Linked DNA regions of Mus musculus: region 2 is linked to region 1. The links are chromatin loops, found by intact Hi-C in ENCODE. Cell type or tissue: heart. All regions are shown on one strand. Links, peaks and the distances in the headings refer to the core of each region. The heading gives the core; the rest is flanking DNA.

Evidence for each region. A loop is a pair of places that touch in the nucleus more often than their neighbours do. Peaks named below come from ENCODE experiments on the same cell type or tissue, not always from the same donor. Only the 100,000 strongest peaks of a DNase experiment are listed, where the experiment ranks them.
Region 2: it touches region 1 in a loop (2.7-fold over the local background); 1 of 42 quality-filtered maps calls a loop at or near these places.

The regions. Positions count from the first base shown.
Region 1 is chr2:59,517,997-59,526,593 of GRCm38, reverse strand. No RefSeq gene overlaps it. Among named protein-coding and RNA genes, the nearest start is that of Gm39831, 10 kb to the right of the region's middle. In heart, for the core only: a CTCF peak has its summit at 4,323 (motif pointing left); a DNase peak (open chromatin) is centred at 4,283; H3K4me3 peaks cover 494 bases; H3K27ac peaks cover 1,773 bases.
Region 2 is chr2:60,066,974-60,075,570 of GRCm38, reverse strand. The region is part of intron 2 of Baz2b (bromodomain adjacent to zinc finger domain, 2B); the gene reads left to right. Among named protein-coding and RNA genes, the nearest start is that of Gm13570, 27 kb to the left of the region's middle. In heart, for the core only: no CTCF peak of the experiment used is centred there; a DNase peak (open chromatin) is centred at 3,580; H3K27ac peaks cover 248 bases.

The DNA.
Region 1 (8,597 bases), core at 441-8,440:
TTATTACAGGGATGGCAAGAGCCAGAGTCCAGAAAAGGACATTCATGGTCAGAAGCTGAAGTCAGAGAGGTTTGTTTTGATGATGATGATGTGTGTGTGTGTGAGTGAGAGAGAGAGAGAGAATGTGTGTGTGTGTGTGTGTGTGTGTGTGTGTCTGTGTGTCTGTGTGTGGTACTAAGAATGTTCTAGAAGTACACACCTGGTTTGAGGTGTAGTAGAAGTCTTCCTTCTCAGGAGGCCTGGCAGGTCTCGGCATGTTACCTGAGGAATCTTGTTTTGTTTTTTGTTTTTGTTTGTTTGTTTTTGTTTTACTAGACAGGGTTTCTCTGTGTAGCCCTGGCTGTCCTGGAACTCACTCTGTAGACCAGGCTGGCCTCCAACTCAAAAATCCGCCTGCCTCTGTCTCTCAAGTGCTGGGATTAAAGGCGTGAGCCACCACCGCCCGACCTGAGGAATGTTGTAGCCACAGCAAACTAAATTTGAAGTTTCCAAGGAGACAGTGAAGGAGGCCCAGAAATTTTCTTCATCTGCTCTCAGCAACCTGCAGCCATGGCCCAGGACTTCATGATAGAAATGAGTGCGTGCAGGAAAAGAATCCAAAGGAGCGACAGGAGTTCTGCATCATTCCTGGTTTTCTCAGGTAGTGAGTGTGGCCCCTTTGGGTGGAAAATTAGATGCCACTTCAGGTGCATTCACCGGAGGCTTTCAAGGGTTTCTCTCACCTTACCAACACCTGCATGATCCAATGCCATCTCAGATCTTGCAAAAGTAAAAACTGGACTAGCAAAGTAAAAACTAGAGAAAATTAAAAGGGTGAAATTGATAACCAACACCTCTTTCACTGGGGCAGATCACAGCATCCACAGGTCAGGGACTCCGACGGCCATTTCAATATTACCTGAGAAGTTCTACTACAGGCCCCACAGTCTCTTGTCTTCCCGCAGAACATACATAAATATTTAGCTGCAAACTTCAGGACAGAATAAAGCCAGACCTCCAATTTATTTGAAAGGAAAATTTTATAGCAGATACTTAGGTCGTTAAAGAGAAAAAGCAGCTGAACTGGTTGTAAAACTGAAGATTAACTAAGAGTCAACATGAATTCTCTCAGATCCTGGGTAGGAAAACCAGTCATCACTCAGAATTAGATCTGTGGAGCGGGGGGGACCAGCTCCCTGAAAAGCTCTGTTTTCTCTCAGGAATACTTAGCTTGGCATAAGGAAAATGAAAACAAATTAAAACAAAACAAAACAAAACTCATTTCTGGCTTCATTTTCTCTGGAGAGTTAAAAAAGACACTTGTGTTGAATGCAGGTTTTCTCTGCAACCTCATTCTGGCTGTCAAGTGAGAAAGCCCAGTGTAGGCTCTCCAGCAGCTCCGGTCTGTCCACACGTCTCTGAAAACAAGACCTCCCATACACAGCTAGTCTCCTTTCGTCAGATGAACGTTTGGAAAGAAATTTTACTTATAGTATGTCCTACAGGAAATGGTGGGGTACACGTGGTACCCCCTACTTTTGCTGCAGTTGGATGTGAAAGGGCTAATGTGTGTTTCCCAGCACATTTTACAAAACTTTAGTACATTAAGAAGACCTGGCTACTAAGGTCGAATTCTACCATGCCTAGATAGTTCTTCTGAGATCCATGCAAAATGGAGGACTCTCATTTGCAGTGGGAGTTCCTCCTCTCCTTCTGATCTGGGGAGCCCGGTCCCAATCTCCTACTTAAGCAATGTCACCTAGTCCTTGGCAAACCTGAAAGTTCAACTTCCTCTATCCTGGTAAGAACCCACCCGCCCGGCATCACCTGGGATTTCTGGAATGCCTCTCCATACGAGGCATTGACAGTTCTTTAAATTCCAGCCAGTGATTTTGTTTGCCCTGAAAACTCCTCCCTACTCACCAAAGTTTATATATAACCCTTTTCCACCCTCCAAAAAGTATCTGCACGCAAGCTGTTTCACTGAAGATGGTCTAAGAAAGTTGTTTGATTGAGTATCGCCTAAGAGAGCTAAAATCCTTGGTGAAGACGCCCATCCCCAACTCCGCCTCATCCTTGCAGCGTGGTGTGCAATGGCGGCATCTGGACAACCCTGAGGGAGGAAACATAGGACTCAGAACCACAGCTGGTCCCCAAACTTGTTCCAGAAAGAAGCACAAACTCAGTGTAAGCAAGACTATCAGGCTATGAGACCATCTGTAAATGGAATACTTCATGCTGCATACCCACTACTGAAAGGTTCTGTGACTTCACACAAAACTTCGGTATCGGACTGACCAATCCTCACCTCGTCCTCTGACCACTGCATTCTGTGTGACCTTAGCAACAAATTGTGCCCTCCTCGTTCCATACGGCCATGCATCTCTATCTCGATAGCGCAAGGCCACCACGCAGAGTCCATCTCTAGGACTCTCAAACCAGTCTTTTTACACCATGCCCAGCTCTGTGCCAGATCTTAGATCCTGCTCTCCCTCCCAACCCTGCAGCCTCTGTTGTTTTTCATCTGTCAGTGTTCACTGTGTCTCGGGTTATCCAGGAAGCCAGTGTTAGGTTAAATGCCCTACATGAGAAGAAGTTCTGTGCCCTCGTCCCTCAGGAAGTGAGAAAGCAAGTGAGGGTGTCCACTTTCTTGTTGCTGCGTGCGGTATCACAGTGTTTTTAAAAGTGGGGGCAGGGAGGTAGAAGAGGGAGAATATGATAGGCTTTAATTTATTTTATTTTGGGGTGCCCGACCTATTCTATACCCCATGTGTGGGTTTGGATTGTTCTTTGGGTAACTAGAATCTTCCCAACTCCCAGTTTCTTTCTCATGTATTCTAGGCTGTCCTTGAACTTGCTATGAAGCCAAGGGTGACCTTGAACTTTTGACCCTCCTTCCTCCACCTCCCAAGTGCTAGGATTACAGGCATGTCCCACCATACCCAGTTTATGTGGTGCTGGGAACAGAGCCCAGGGTTTTGTTCCTGAGAGTCAGCAAGCACACACGGAAGTTACATCACCAGCTTCAGAAATGTTCGTTTACAGCATCCTACAGTCTCTTCTTCACACTCCCCATCTCCTCTTAGCACCCCCCACTCCCCTCCCCCCACTCTAACCCCACCCCACCCCCACCCCTCCTCCAGCCAGGCAAAGCCCAGCACTGGCTTAGCTGTGTTCTAAATCCACCTGAGGTATGTGTGCTCACTGTTTGGTATAAAGTACAGCCTTTCTCAACCCCTTCAGCCCTGCAGGCTCCCCTGAGGCCTCTGGTGACACCCTGTAAGCCTTGGTCACTTTGTTACTGCCTCCCCACCCCCATGGTGGTGCTTGGATTTTTAGGCCCGATCTCTCAGCTTATTTCCATTTCTTCGGAGGCCTGTGGGGAATTCTGAAACTCTTTTTGGGGGGGGGGGGGATTTGAACTCTTAAGGCCTCCCTCAAACTCTGAGAGCCTCAAGGGAAGAGATTGGCCCAGGCGTGCTTGCTGTAGGACTGACCCACTGCGGTTGCTGTTATCCGAATGCAGGCCCCGAAGGAGCATTGGCCCCTGGGTGGGGGCATTGGTCATGAGTGGCACTGGTCACTGTTCTCTGTGATTGGTTCCTGTTTCTCTTCTCAGCTGTCCCACACACAGCGCACACAGGTTTTCCTCCAGGGAACACTGCTGCTGTGTCTTGCAGAATTCCTTCTCCTGCAGCCTCTGACTGAGCAGGCTGCTGGAATTCAACAGGCCTTCACCTTTTAAGAGTCCTTAAAAGTCTCTTATTGTCGAAAGCCGGGGTTTCAAAACCTTGCTCCTGCTTTGTCTTCTATAAAGGCCTGTTTTGTACCCCACGTCCAAACAATGACTCTTGTTCTGAACGGTATCTCAGCTTCCCCTGAATCGAGCTGCAGTGGGTTAAAAAATAAAAAAAATTCTGGGCTGGATAAGGGAAGGAAGAGCTGGACATGGTAGCACACACCTGGAATCCAGCATTTCAGAGGCTGAGGGAACGGGCTCACAAGTTCTCGGACAGCCTGGGATACGTGGAGAGACCCTGTCAACACAGCCGCCGCCGCTGCCGCCGCCACCCACCACTACCAAATCCCTGCGGTTATTTAGAAAAATAAGTGAGCACCACCTCTCACTTCCCTAATCTGACACCTCAGTCACGGGCTGACAGCTCTCATTTGGTTTGTCACTATGTGAAACAGCATTTAACCGGTTGCCAGAGCCTTTAATGGGACGATTTTTATCTAAAAAGCTGTATTTCTGTCGGTTCTTAAAGCTTGGTCGGTGGCAGTCACCAAGATCCATGTTGGCTAACGCTCTCCCTAGTTTGCTGGTGCCCTCTGCTGGTCGTTTTACAGATAGCCGCTGGGTTCAGTGGTATCTGGGGGAACTTTACAGGAGTCTGTCATTACTGTCCTTCCTCTTACAAGCTATCCCTGAACTCCCTTTCTTTAGCCTCCCACTCTCTCTGACACCAACTCGCTTCTCGCTCACAAGATGGTCAGTCTCTCTGAGAAAACTGACCATCTGTTATTGATGGTCTGTCTACTCTCCAGTCTCCACACTTCTATCTAAATGTATGGAACCCTCTTTCCCCCCACCTTTTAGTCAAAGGAACCTTTTCAGTCACACTACTTAAACACCCTTTATAAAATATAATTACAAAAAATTATATTGTTTCAAATCATTTAACAAAAGTGAAAAATGTCACTCCATTGGACGGAGCACAGGGTCCCCAATGAAGGAGCTGAAGGGGTTTGCAGACAACAATATGAACCAACCAGTACCCCCAGAGCTCCCAGGGACTAAACTACCAACCAAAGAGTACACATGGTGGGACTCATGGCTCTAGCTGCATATCTAGCAGAGGATGGCCTAGTCAGTCATCAATGGGAGGAGAGACCCTTGGTCCTGTGAAGGCTCTATGCCCCAGTGTAGGGGGATGCTGGGGCCAGGAAGTGGGAGTGGGCCGGTTGGTGAGCAGGAGAAGAGGGGGGAGAGCGAATGAAGGGAGGGGGTTTTTGGAGGGAGACCAGGAAAGGGGATAACATTTGAAATGTTGATACCATACTGTCCCAAAGCACTATTCAATCACTGCTAAATATTTCATAGATACATCCCTTGACTGTTTCCACACAGACACCCACTGAACAGATTTTTGCACATACATTTTAATTATGTTTTCCCAAAATCACTCTTGCATGCCATTGTATGCTTTTTCTTTTTTTTCTGAATGGTGATTATGAGTGCTTTAAAAAAAAACAACAACACTGTAGTTCAAGTGTTCCAAGATTAATTTATTAAAAACCTTTTAAAAATCGGAGAGAAAACGGAGATGGTGTCCATTACCAGCACCTGACCTGTAGTGTCTGAGAGACCTCGGTCCGTATTGAAGCTTGAGGTTCATGTGGATGTCTGAGGCCCTTGCTACTGCAGAGGCCAGGCAGACTTCCATAGTCTGTGCTGCTGCAGGATGTCATAGAGTGTCTGTGGTTAGGTGGCCATCAGAGGCCAGGTTGATGTGAGTGGCCTGTGCAGCCACTTGGGGCCACGTTGATGTCTGTGTTGGTGAGGGGCTGAGCTGTCTGGGTCCATGGTCCCGCTGCCGTAGGGGCTGTTGTCGCCCATGGTTGATATTACCACTGAGGGCGATGCTGATGTCTGTGATCTGTGCTGCTGCCTGAAGCCATGTTGATGCAGTGCAGTTGGTCCAGAGGCAGTGCAGCTGCTAGGGGCCAGGTTGATGCGTGTGCCTGTGTTGCCTGTGTTGATGCCCTTGGCCTGCGCAGCCACTGAGGGCTACCTAGGATGGTGCCTGTGACCTGTGCCGTAGCTGAGGTCCAGGTCGATGTCTGTGGTCTGTACTACCACCAGAGAGACCTGTGGTCTCTGAGGTCTGTGGCATGTGCTTGATACCAGAGGCCACGTGGATGTCCGTAGCCTGTGCTGTCACCAGAAACCATGTGGAAGTCCATGATGCCTGTTCCGCTGACTGTAAAGGGCAAGGAAGCTACTTTTGCTTTGGAAGCAATGACTGTAGACTCACAATTGAGAAAGCAGGACATAGAAGGCTTCTGTGACAACCCCTACCCACCCCTACCCCAAAGTTAATATATCCTAGATAGGAATCCATCAAAGAGAACTCTTCAAACTTGGGATAAGGATGCTGAAATGTAGCTCTTCACAGTTGCTGGCACCTGGCTGGGGTGGGGTGGGGAAGGACTCAGTTTTCTTTAAAGGGCTGGCTACTGGGAGTTTGACCATGTTCCAATGTGTATATGGGCAACACAAATTGGATTTCTGTGTTTTTTTTCTCCTTCTCTTCCTCTTTCTTCTCTTCCTCCTCCTCCTCCTCCTCCTCCTTTTCTTGTGGGGAGGGATCATAAGGGTGGGAGGGCAGACCTGGAAGGACAGGGAAGTGAGTGTGGTCAGGGTTCATAATGTGAAATTCTCAAATAATCAGGTAAACTAACAGGCTGGTATCTAGCATTAATTTCCAAGTTGTCCGTTCCCCCCCACCCCCACAACAAAACCTGAGCCTAGCTCCAGTCTCTAGGCTAATCCCCCAAAAGACCAGAGTTTCCAGGTTACACCCTCAACAAGACCAGTGTCTCCAGGTTATTCCCCCAACAAACCTGCACCCCAGGTTACAAGCCCACCTCCTTCCTAACAACCACCAAAGCAGAGGCAACCAGAAGTGAAGTTTATGATGACTCCCAGCCCCAGCCAATGGTGTTAAAGGCCACAGGAGCTTTCCAATTAGATTCTTGCACACATTCCTTGCTTGCTGTTTACTATAAAGCCTTTCCCCGATAGACATTCGGGGCTCACCCCCCAAAACTGTCCTGCATGATGGTGGTGCATTGGGGGGTGGGGGGGGTGGGGGGTGGGATGAGCTAGCTCAAACAGAATAAAGACCTTGCTGTGAGATGCATCAGATCGGCTTCTGTGTGTGTTTTTGGGGTCACTAACATTTCCCTGGCACAACACAACCTGGACTGCCTTGAAGACCACAAGACGTTAGAGATGCCAGAGCCATGGGATACCTGCTGAGAAAGCTGCTAACCGGAACCAGCCCAAGAGAAAGACGTGTGTTGCAGTCAACAAAGATGAAAGGAGTTGGCCATCTGAAGAGCACTTTGACATCAGACGTGGAGATGCAGGTGTTTGGATTTGTCCAGCTGGCTTTCAGTCTTGCTTTGGTCTGTATAATATTTCCTCGCCATGCTCCCTTTCCTATGTTTTGGAATGGTAATGTATATATCCTGCACCATTGTATGGTGGGAGTATGTGATCTGTTTTCGATTTTGATATTATAGGGGATTACAGTTAAGAGATTACATGAATCTTACAAGAGACTTTGAACTTTAAACATTGCTGAGACAGTGATAGACTAGGAGGTCTTTGGAAGTTGGACAAAATGCATTCTGCGTTATGTTATGGCTATAAGCCTATGGGGGCCAGGGAGTGTGATGGTTTGAATAGGTTTGGCCCCCATAGATTCATGTGTCTGAATTCTTGGCCATAGGGAGTGGCACTATTGGAGGTGTGGCCTTATTGGGGGAGGTGTGGCTTTGTTGGAAGAAGTGTGTCACTGTGGGAGCAGGCTTTTTTTTAATGTAATTTTTTATTAGATATTTTCTTTATTTACATTTCAAATGTTATCCCCTTTCCTAGTTTCTTCACTGAAAATCTCCTATCCCCCTCCCACCTGCCCCCCCTCCCCACTCCCCAACCCACCTACTCTCGATTCCTGGCCCTGGCATTCCCCTATACTGGGGCATAGAACCTTCACAAGACCAAGGGCCTCTCCTCCTATCTTCCCATTGATGACTGACTAGGCCATCCTATGCTACATATGCAGCTAGAGACAGGAGTCCCACCATGTGTTTTCTTTGACTGGTGGTTTAGTCCCAGGGAGCTCTGGGGGTACTGGTTAGTTCATATTGTTGTTCCTCCTATAGGGCTGCAGACTCCTTCAGCTCCTTGGGTACTTTCTCTAGGTCCTTCATTGGGGACCCTGTGCTCCCTCCAATGGATGACTGTGAGCATCCACTTCTGTATTTGCCAGGCACTGGCAGAGCCTCTCAGGAGACAACTTTGAGGTCTCCTATGCTCAAGCTCTGCCCAGTGTGGAACAGTCTCCTGCTGCCTTCAGACCACGATGTAGAACTCTTGGCTTCTTCAGCACCATGTCTGCCTGCATCTTGCTCTGCTTCCTGTGATGATGATAATCCAGTAAAGCCCTGAAACTGTAATCCAGTCCCAATTAATTGCTTACCTTTATAAGAGTTGCCTTGGTCATGATGTCTCTTCACAGCCATGAAACCCTAAGACACCGCCCAGCAGCAGATACTGTTATTCCTGATTTTTATTGATCTTGCCAGCAAAATGAGGGGCTCTCTATAAAAATATGCATTAGCCATTTGCTTTTCGTCCTCTACAAATGCCAGTTGTAGCTTTTACTCATTTGTCCATTAAATTATCATTTACAGACACAGATTAGGAGAGTTCTTCATGCTTAAGATGACCAGAAATACCTTTTCTGTGTTGCCTTTATTTGTAGACTCTTAGGGGCTTCATCTGTGTAAGATTTTCCTTTAAAAGGTCTGAAACCTGTATTGTG
Region 2 (8,597 bases), core at 313-8,312, 550 kb before region 1:
AGGAAATTACAATTGCCCTCCTTTCCCTCTATACTACACTCCACACAGGTACTACAACTTTCACTGGTTTGTTTTGCTTTTTGGTTAGGAGCATTGTCAGCTCCGTCAAAGCTTGTGCAGGATCCTAAGTCCAGTCTTGTAAAAATGATTTCCATATTAGAAGATATTTAGTGACTTGCTGTTTCTTACTAGTTCAGATCCATATTCTAATTGGATATCCTGATTGGCTCCTGAATACATCAAAACATTCAAGGATAATAACTTAATGTTGTATCCCATATAAATGACATATGCTGCATTACATATGTCTTATACCATTCTTTTTTTTTTTTTTGTATATTCTTTTTTTTTTTTTTTTTTTGGTTTTTCCAGACAGGGTTTCTCTGTATAGCACTAGCTGTCCTGGACCTCACTTTGAAGACCAGGCTGGCCTGGAACTCAGAAATCCGCCTGCCTCTGCCTCCCGAGTGCTGGGATTAAAGGCGTGTGCCACCACACCCGGCGATCTTATACCATTCTTATATCATTATTTTTATATAGAATATTCTTTTTTCTTTTCAAGGTTTAAAAAATTACTCTGATGCAAGCATATCTTCTCCTAAAGCTCTGTGTATATTCAGTCATCTCTCTGAGGGCTTCCCTAATCATCCTAATTGAAAGTGATTCTCTCTCCCTAACAGTTTGGTAATATTTAACTTTTATTAGTTCTATTTTACTGATCATTGACTCTTATATTTTGGATTGATTTTGAATACATCAACCTTTCCCTGTACTTTCTACTGTACTCAGCAAGTGTTTGTTGGTAGTCATAAACATATTGGTAGCTGAATTACTTAGTATCTTTAGTTTCCCCTATATTAAAATTGAATGAGGATTTCAGCGTGTGTATTGAACAGGGTACACAGGAAGGAGGATAGGTTTTAGGTTGATGTCAGTGTAAGTAATGAGGTCACTGTGTGCTACTTTGTAACCTTATGCCCTGGTATAGTCAACTATGAAGTGATGCATTGTGTCTATTTGAAAGGGTTGTACCAATATTTAAATAGAATGTCTTACCTTTCTCGCTTGCTACTTGTGTTAACTGTGGTTTGCTTCTTTATAGATTGCTAAGAGACATGAACTCAACTATAAAAACCTACACATCAAATTTTACGATATTCACAATTCATCATAGCCCTTGCATGTTTGTTTCCATAAATTTCCACCTTCTATCTATATTTGTGCATGCCCCTATATGTGTACATGTGTGTTGGGTACATGAGTAGAAGCCAGAAGGCAACCATGGTATCAACGCTCAGGAACCATTCACCGTGTTTTGTTTTGTTTTTTAAGAATTATTTAGTTTATGTATATGAGTACACTGTAGCTGTCTTCACACATACCAGAAGAAGGCATCAGATCCCATTACAGATGGTTGTGAGCCACCATGTGGTTGCTGGGAATTGAACTCAGGACCTTTGGAAGAGCAGTCAGTGAGTGCTCTTAACCACTGGGCCATCTCTCCAGCCCTCACGATGGTTTTTTTGAGCCAGGCTTGGTCACCAAGACCTGAGGCCCCTAGATTAGATTAGGCTTGCTAGGCAGTGAGTCCCAGGGCTCTGCCACTATCTCCTCAGCACTGGGATTACAAGTGTGGCTACCACACCCACCTTATTATATGGGTTCTGGGGATCAAACTCAGGTCCTCACACTTGAACATCACACCCCTTACAAGCTAGTCTGATGTCCTGAGTCTCCATATGTATCTATAACATACATAAGTTTATCAGAGTCACATGCATCTCAGCCTTCCTGATACTTTAATTTCTAGCAAGGAGGCATGCAATTAGAGCTACTGATGTAATATCCTTTTATTTGGGAAAGGCAATCTTATTTGACCAGAATGCTAACCTCTAGGCCAGAATAAACTTGAGAACAGTTCTGCCTGGACCTTAGAATATGGATAGAGTTGGAGGGGTGATATTGTGTACAGAATTTAGGAGCATGGACATGGGTTAGAAATGGTTATATTTTCCCTCTGTGGTTTATGTAATAGTTGTACTTGAAGATTCAGGTTTTCTTCCCTAGGAATTCTACTTCAATCTCAGGGGTGTAAGAAGGAATAATGTTCCCAAAGCACTTAGCACAGATGAGAGCACATACTAACTTCTTTTGACTCTCATATACATTATCTACAGTTACTCGCCTAAGATATCAAGTGTCTATTTTTGTTTTGTTCTGATATAATTTATATTATTGTTCTATGATTATCCTGTAACTTGATTAAAAGTCTCTGCATAGCATCTATACAAAGCATAATAGGATATTTCCATTAAGAGGTTGTGTGCGTATGTTGAGGGGGCATGCCTCTGGGGGCATATGTTGTGCAGAGGACAGTATGTAAGAGTCAGTTTTCTCCTTTTAACATGTGGGTCCCAAGGATCGAACTCAGATCATCATGCAGGGGGTGTAGCACCTGTAGCTATTGAGCTATTTCACTGGCTTAGAATAATTCTCTCTCTTCTCAAATCCCCCCAACTTTTTTTCTCTAAGAGAATATATACATTTTTATTTGCATCCAATTTTGTGTGCATTGAATGCCATTACGATGGCTATCACTATAGTTACTTGTATTTTTAAATAATTTTACTTAATATTTTACTATATACTTAATGATCTGTTATAAACAAGCTTTAACTAACTTAAGTAGAGCGGCCAGAGAGGTGGTCCAGAGGTTAAGAGTACTGACTACTCTTGGAGAGGACCTGGGTTCAATTCCCAGCATCCACATGGCAGCTCACACCTGTCTGTAACTCCAGTGTCAGGGCATCCAACACCTTCACACAGACATACATGCAGGCAAAACACCAAAGCACATTTAAAAATATGAAGATAAGTAATAAATAATTTGCTGGGCAGTGGTGGCACATCCTAATTAATCCCAGCACTTGGTAAGCAGAGGCAGGCAGATCTCTTGAGTTTGAGGCCAGCCTGGTCCATAGAGCTAGTTCCAGAACAGCTAAGAGTACACAGAGAAATTCTGTCTCCAAACAACAACAACAACAATTAATTTAATTCGTATTTCTATTAAAATTCCCCTTTTCCTTGGTAATTTTATTATGAATGTTATTTCAAATTTGTAGATCTATACAAATAGAAATTAAGTTCATAATTGATACTTAGAATAATATAATCTTACAGTGTCTCTATGATTAGAAATGTCAGTGTCAGGTTATAAATTATAATGTTAGTTAGGCATCTGTCCCCAGATAAAAGGAAAACCTGATCAGATTTGGCAATAACATGTGCATGCTGTCTGTCCGCTGCTCTCGCTCCTCTGAGTTATGTCCCTAGTATACCTCTACTTGGACAGAGACATCCCAGTTTCCCTTGCAGCCAAGCATAAGGAGTAAACAGTGACGGTGTGTACATAGTGTGCCCTGCTTGTGTTTCTGTCGTTTGAGACACAAGGAAATCTGTGTCGCTCTAGCTGGCCTGGAACTCATTATTGGAAGGCCTGGACTCAGCTCACAGCTGTCCTGTTTGTCTTCTGAGAGCTGGGATGGTAGACACGATCTGTCCAGCTGAATAGAAGGCTTCCTCACAGGAAGAGGTGGGGCACTGTGGCTTCCTCCTCTCTTGTTGAAATGTAGCTGTGGTAATTGGACCATGGCTGGAGACCATGTGCTGAGGGGGGAATAAAGGAAGTCTCCAAACGTCCTGATGCACCTGGCTGGCCCCGGCGTTTCACGTCTTCTCTTCTTGTGGCAGACTTAAATTTCTGTGTTGCATAAACTCCTGGTTTTGTGTTACTATGAATGGCTTAAGCTAACCTTGTTAACACTAAGATAGCTTCAGTTTTTAGAAAGAAAACCTCTACCATTGGGAAAAGTCGTAGGGTTTGTTTGTGTGTTTTTTTTTTTTTTTTCCCTTGTTACTTACTTGAATTCTACTGTTATTTTTGGTAGTTTGAGTTTTAGGAGATTAGAAAAACCATATCCAGTCACTGCCTTTTCCAGACAAATCAAGCCATTCCCTCCTGGAGGTTTAGTCCTGTAATCCCAGCTACCCAGGAGTGCTGGCTTGATGGGTCGTTCTGCAGTAGCTTAGCAGGTAGGAGTGATGGGGGAGATGGAGATAGCTCTGACCTACGTTATGAGGTTTCAGAGGGGAACAAGTAGTCTATCAGGAAGTGGGACATGGACTATTTTGTGATATGTTGGCCACTAATCTGGCTTTATTTACTTAGCTCCTGCCAATCTAAGTGAAGTTAAATTATGAGATGATGGAGTACTTTGCTAGAGCCGGGCTGGTGCTGAGAAGCCAGCTGTGGTTGTTGAGATCTACACCACTGTGGATATGCCTGCTGTCATCTTCCCGGTGACAGAGGAGTCAGGAGAGCAAAGCCCCACTTACGCAAGGCTCCAGTCCAAGTGTAAAGGAAGCAAGCCTTGAAAGCAACTGCCTAGAAACACGTTTCCCTAGGAGCAGCAGACCAAGCCAAGCTCAGCAGTAGTCCGAGGGCTTGGGAGGCAGCCTGCATCTTGAGCTGAAGGAACTTGGCAACATTGTCCAGGTGGGACTGATTTTTAAGGCATAGCACATCATTTTCAAAACTGATGTGTTATGATTGATGAGGGGTGGAATTGTGAGGGCTGTCACTTACTCTCTAAAATCACTTAGGAGATGCATGGAATACCAGGCCTGTAAGATACGGCCTTGACGATCAACTGACCTACCTACCTTTCTTTGTTTTCCTTGCTTCCGTCCTTCCTTCCTTCCTTCCTTGCTCCTTCTCCCTCCCTCCCTCCCTCCCTCCCTCCCTTCCTTGCTCCTTCTCCCTTCCTTCCTTCCTTCCTTCCTTCCTTCCTTCCTTCCTTCCTTCCTTCCTTCCTTCCTTCTTTCCTCCCTCCCTCCCTCCCTCCCTCCCTCCCTCCCTCCCTCCCTCCCTCCCTCCCTCCCTCCCTTCCTTGCTCCTTCTTCCTTCCTTCCTTCCTTCCTTCCTCCCTCCCTCCCTCCCTCCCTCCCTCCCTCCCTCCTTCTTCTCTTCTCTTCTCTTCTCTTCTCTTCTCTTCTCTTCTCTTCTCTTCTCTTCTCTTCTCTTCTCTTCTCTTCTCTTTCTTTCTTTCTTTCTTTCTTTCTTTCTTTCTTTCTTTCTTTCTTATTCATTATTTATTTACATTTCAAATATTGTTCCCTACCTGGTTTCCCCTCACAAACCTCCCACCCCTTTCTCCTCCCCTTTGCCTCTAAGAGGGTGCTCCCCCACCCATCCACCCACCCCCACCTCACCTCTCTGTCATCCTCCTTCTCAGGGCATCAAGCCTCCACAGCACCAAGCACCTCCCCTCCCACGGCTGCCTGCTACATCTGTAATAGGAGCCATGGATCGCTCCATGTGTACTCTTTGATTGATAGTTTAGTCCCTGGGAGCTCTGTAGAGTCCAGTTAGTTGGTACTGTTTTTTCTCTGGGGTTGCAATCCCCTTCAGTTCCTTCAGTTCTTCCCCTAACTTTTCCATTGGGGAAAAGTCCAATGGTTGGCTGTGAGTATCTGCATCTGTCTTAGTCAGGTGCTGGCAGAGCCACTCAGAGAACAGCTATACCAGGCTCGTGTCTGCAAGTACTTCTTGGCATCAGCAATAGTGTCAGGGTTTGGTGTCTGGGGATGGGAAGGAACCGACAGTGGGGAGGACTCTGGATGGCCTTTCCTTCAGTCTCTGCTCCATATTTTTGTTCCTGCATTTCCTTTAGACAGGAACAATTCTGGGTTAAAAATTTTGAGATGGGTAGATGGCTCCATCCCTCAACTGGGGACCATGCCTATATATTGGAGATGGTCTCTACAGGTTCTATCTCTCTACTGTTGGGCATTTCATCTAAGGTCCCTCCCTTTGGGTCCTGAGAGTCTCTTACCTCACAGGTCTCTGGTACATTTTATAGCCCCCCCCCCCCCCATCTCTGCACTACTCCCTCTACTGTTACATGTTTCTATTCATTCTCCTGGCCATCTGGATTTTCTTGTCTCTTTCTATACTTGATCCTGCCCCACCTTTTTTCCTTTCCCCTCCCCGTCCTATCCAGGCCTCTGCCTCCTGTAATTATTTGTTCCCCCTTCTAAGTGGGACTGAAGCATCTACACTTTGGTCTTCCTTCTTATTAAGCTTCATATGGTTTGTGGGTATTCAGAGCTTTTGGGCTAATATCCAGTTATTAGTGAGTACATAGCATGTATGTCCTTTTGAGTTTGGGTTACCTCACTCAAGATGATATTTTCTAGTTCCATCTGCCTGAAAAATTCGTGAAGTTCTCATTTTTAAAGTAGTATTCCATTGTGTAAATGTATCACATTTTCTGTATCCATTCTTCTGTTGAGGGTCATCTGGGTTGTTTACAGCTTCTGGCTATTATAAATAAAGCTGCTATGAACATAGTGGAGCACATAGCCTTGTGATATGGTGGAGCATCTTTTGGGTATATACCCAGGAGTGGTGCAGCTGGGTCTTTAGATAGAACAATTCCAATTTTCTGAGGAATCGCCAGACTGATTTCCAGAGTGGTTGTACTAGCTTGCAATCCCACTAGCAATGGAGGACTGTTGCCTGAGTTTTTGATCTTAGCCATTCTGACTTGTGTGAGGTAGAATCTCAGGGTTGTTTTGATTTGCATTTCCCCGATGACTAAGGATGTTGAACATTTCTTTAGGTACTTCTTGGCCATTTGGGATTCCTCAGTTGAGAATTCCTTGTTTAGCTCTGTACCCCATATTGAATTGTGTTATTTGTTTTTCTGCAGTCTAACATCTTGCCTTGCTCATTGTAGGAATTGTGTGTGTGACTTGGACTGCGTAAGTGGTTAGAGCAAGCTGACCATTCATGTGCATACATTGGTTTCTATTGCCTTTTAAGTGGACTGTAATGAACTGTAACTCGGAAGTGTCGGCTGAATAGACCCTTTCTCCCTTGAGTTGTCTTTAGCCAAGAAACTAGGTCAGAAAATAATAGGAAAGTAGCAGTCAGAGCCCTGTTTATAATGAGTGTAATGATTAAGTTTTATAAAGCCATCATGTGATACCAAATTGAAATCTGGTGGTTGTCTAGCTTTTTTGTGAACACATTTGCTCATTTGTTTTGGCGTCATGTTTGGGTAAGATCCTGAAGCCAGAGGAAGATTTCATTCTATCCATAGTTTTGTCTGTCTACATTGCCTTAGGATAAGGACCTACCTAAGTTGGTACAGGGCATTCATTGTAAGTCTTTTCTTTCTTCAAAAGTGGCTTGTGTACAAGTGAAGTTTTATAACATTATTGTAAAGCTCTGGGATGTCTTGTATGCTGATGCTGTCGTCAGTCATTTCCCGGATTAACCCTTTCTAGCCCAGTGAAGGCACAGAGTGTACTTATCCCCTCTCACAGTTCCAGCAGAGGAGGTAATATTATCTGGTACCTACCAATAACCCAGCTAATATTTGTGCAGCAGAGTGGCCTGTGTAGAGAGAGTTTCTAGGCCTTTTGCTTTCTTAGTGTGTTGATAATCTGTCAACATTAAATATATAGAAGAGAGAAAGCTGGGGAAGGGGAGGAAGAAAGGAGGGATGTCTGCACTGCTGAAGAGGTGGAACTCTGAGCTTTGCACACGCTAGGTGAGTAGAGTTAAACATTTGCTAGGGTTTTGATATCTTGCAAGTATACTGCTGCTTTCATTTAAGCTAAAATTAATACAAAGGGTTTTGTTCCTCACCACCCTAATAAAGGAAATATTGCAGTAAAGCTAGTAACCACATTTTTTTTTAGTTTCCTAGTGCTTGTAAACTATATTTATATTATTATCTGGTCTCTTAGCTATACTTTAGCACTATCTTTACAAAAAATGGTTATGTTACATTTAAAAGTATTTGATTTCTTTAAAAAATGTCATTATCTAAGCCCTCGGGGCATCCTTGTCTTTCTGCTGCTAGAGGGTCTTATCCTGACAAGAACTAATGGATGCTGACTGGCTAAGGTGGTAGTCTGTGGCACCGTCTTCAACTAAGAGAATGAAGCTTGAAACAGAAGATTTCTCTGTAGCAGCTGGTGCTGTGTGATGGCATTTTACCCATAGTAGAACTGTGAAAATTAGAGTTGTCTCAGTCGGGCTCTGCTTTACCTATTATGTTTATGTCACATATCCTGAATCTTCCGTGACATTTTAGCACTCTTGGTAGTATCTTTCCCCAGAGGAGATTTAATCTCACTTTCTGTCATTTGCTCATTCATAACAAACAGTTCTTTATCATGTTTCATGGCAGTATTGTAGCATTAGAGTCACGTTCCCCACATCCTATGGAAACTCAGCTGCCACCTTCACTAGACACCGTGTTTGCTTCCTTCACTGAAATCTCAAGCCATAAAGTCACCTCTGAGGGCTGTAATCAATATCTCCCAAAATCTCGGGAGTTTGCACACGTATGCTGATATTTTCAATTCTTCCCACGAATCATGGATGTTCTTAGTGATACCTAAAATCTGGAATCTTTCAAAGTATTTTTCCTTTCTTGAGACAATGTTTTTGCTAAGTAGCCCAGGATGGGTCTAAACTTGTGATCTTCTGTTTTCAGCCTCTGGAATGCTGGGGTGGTAGG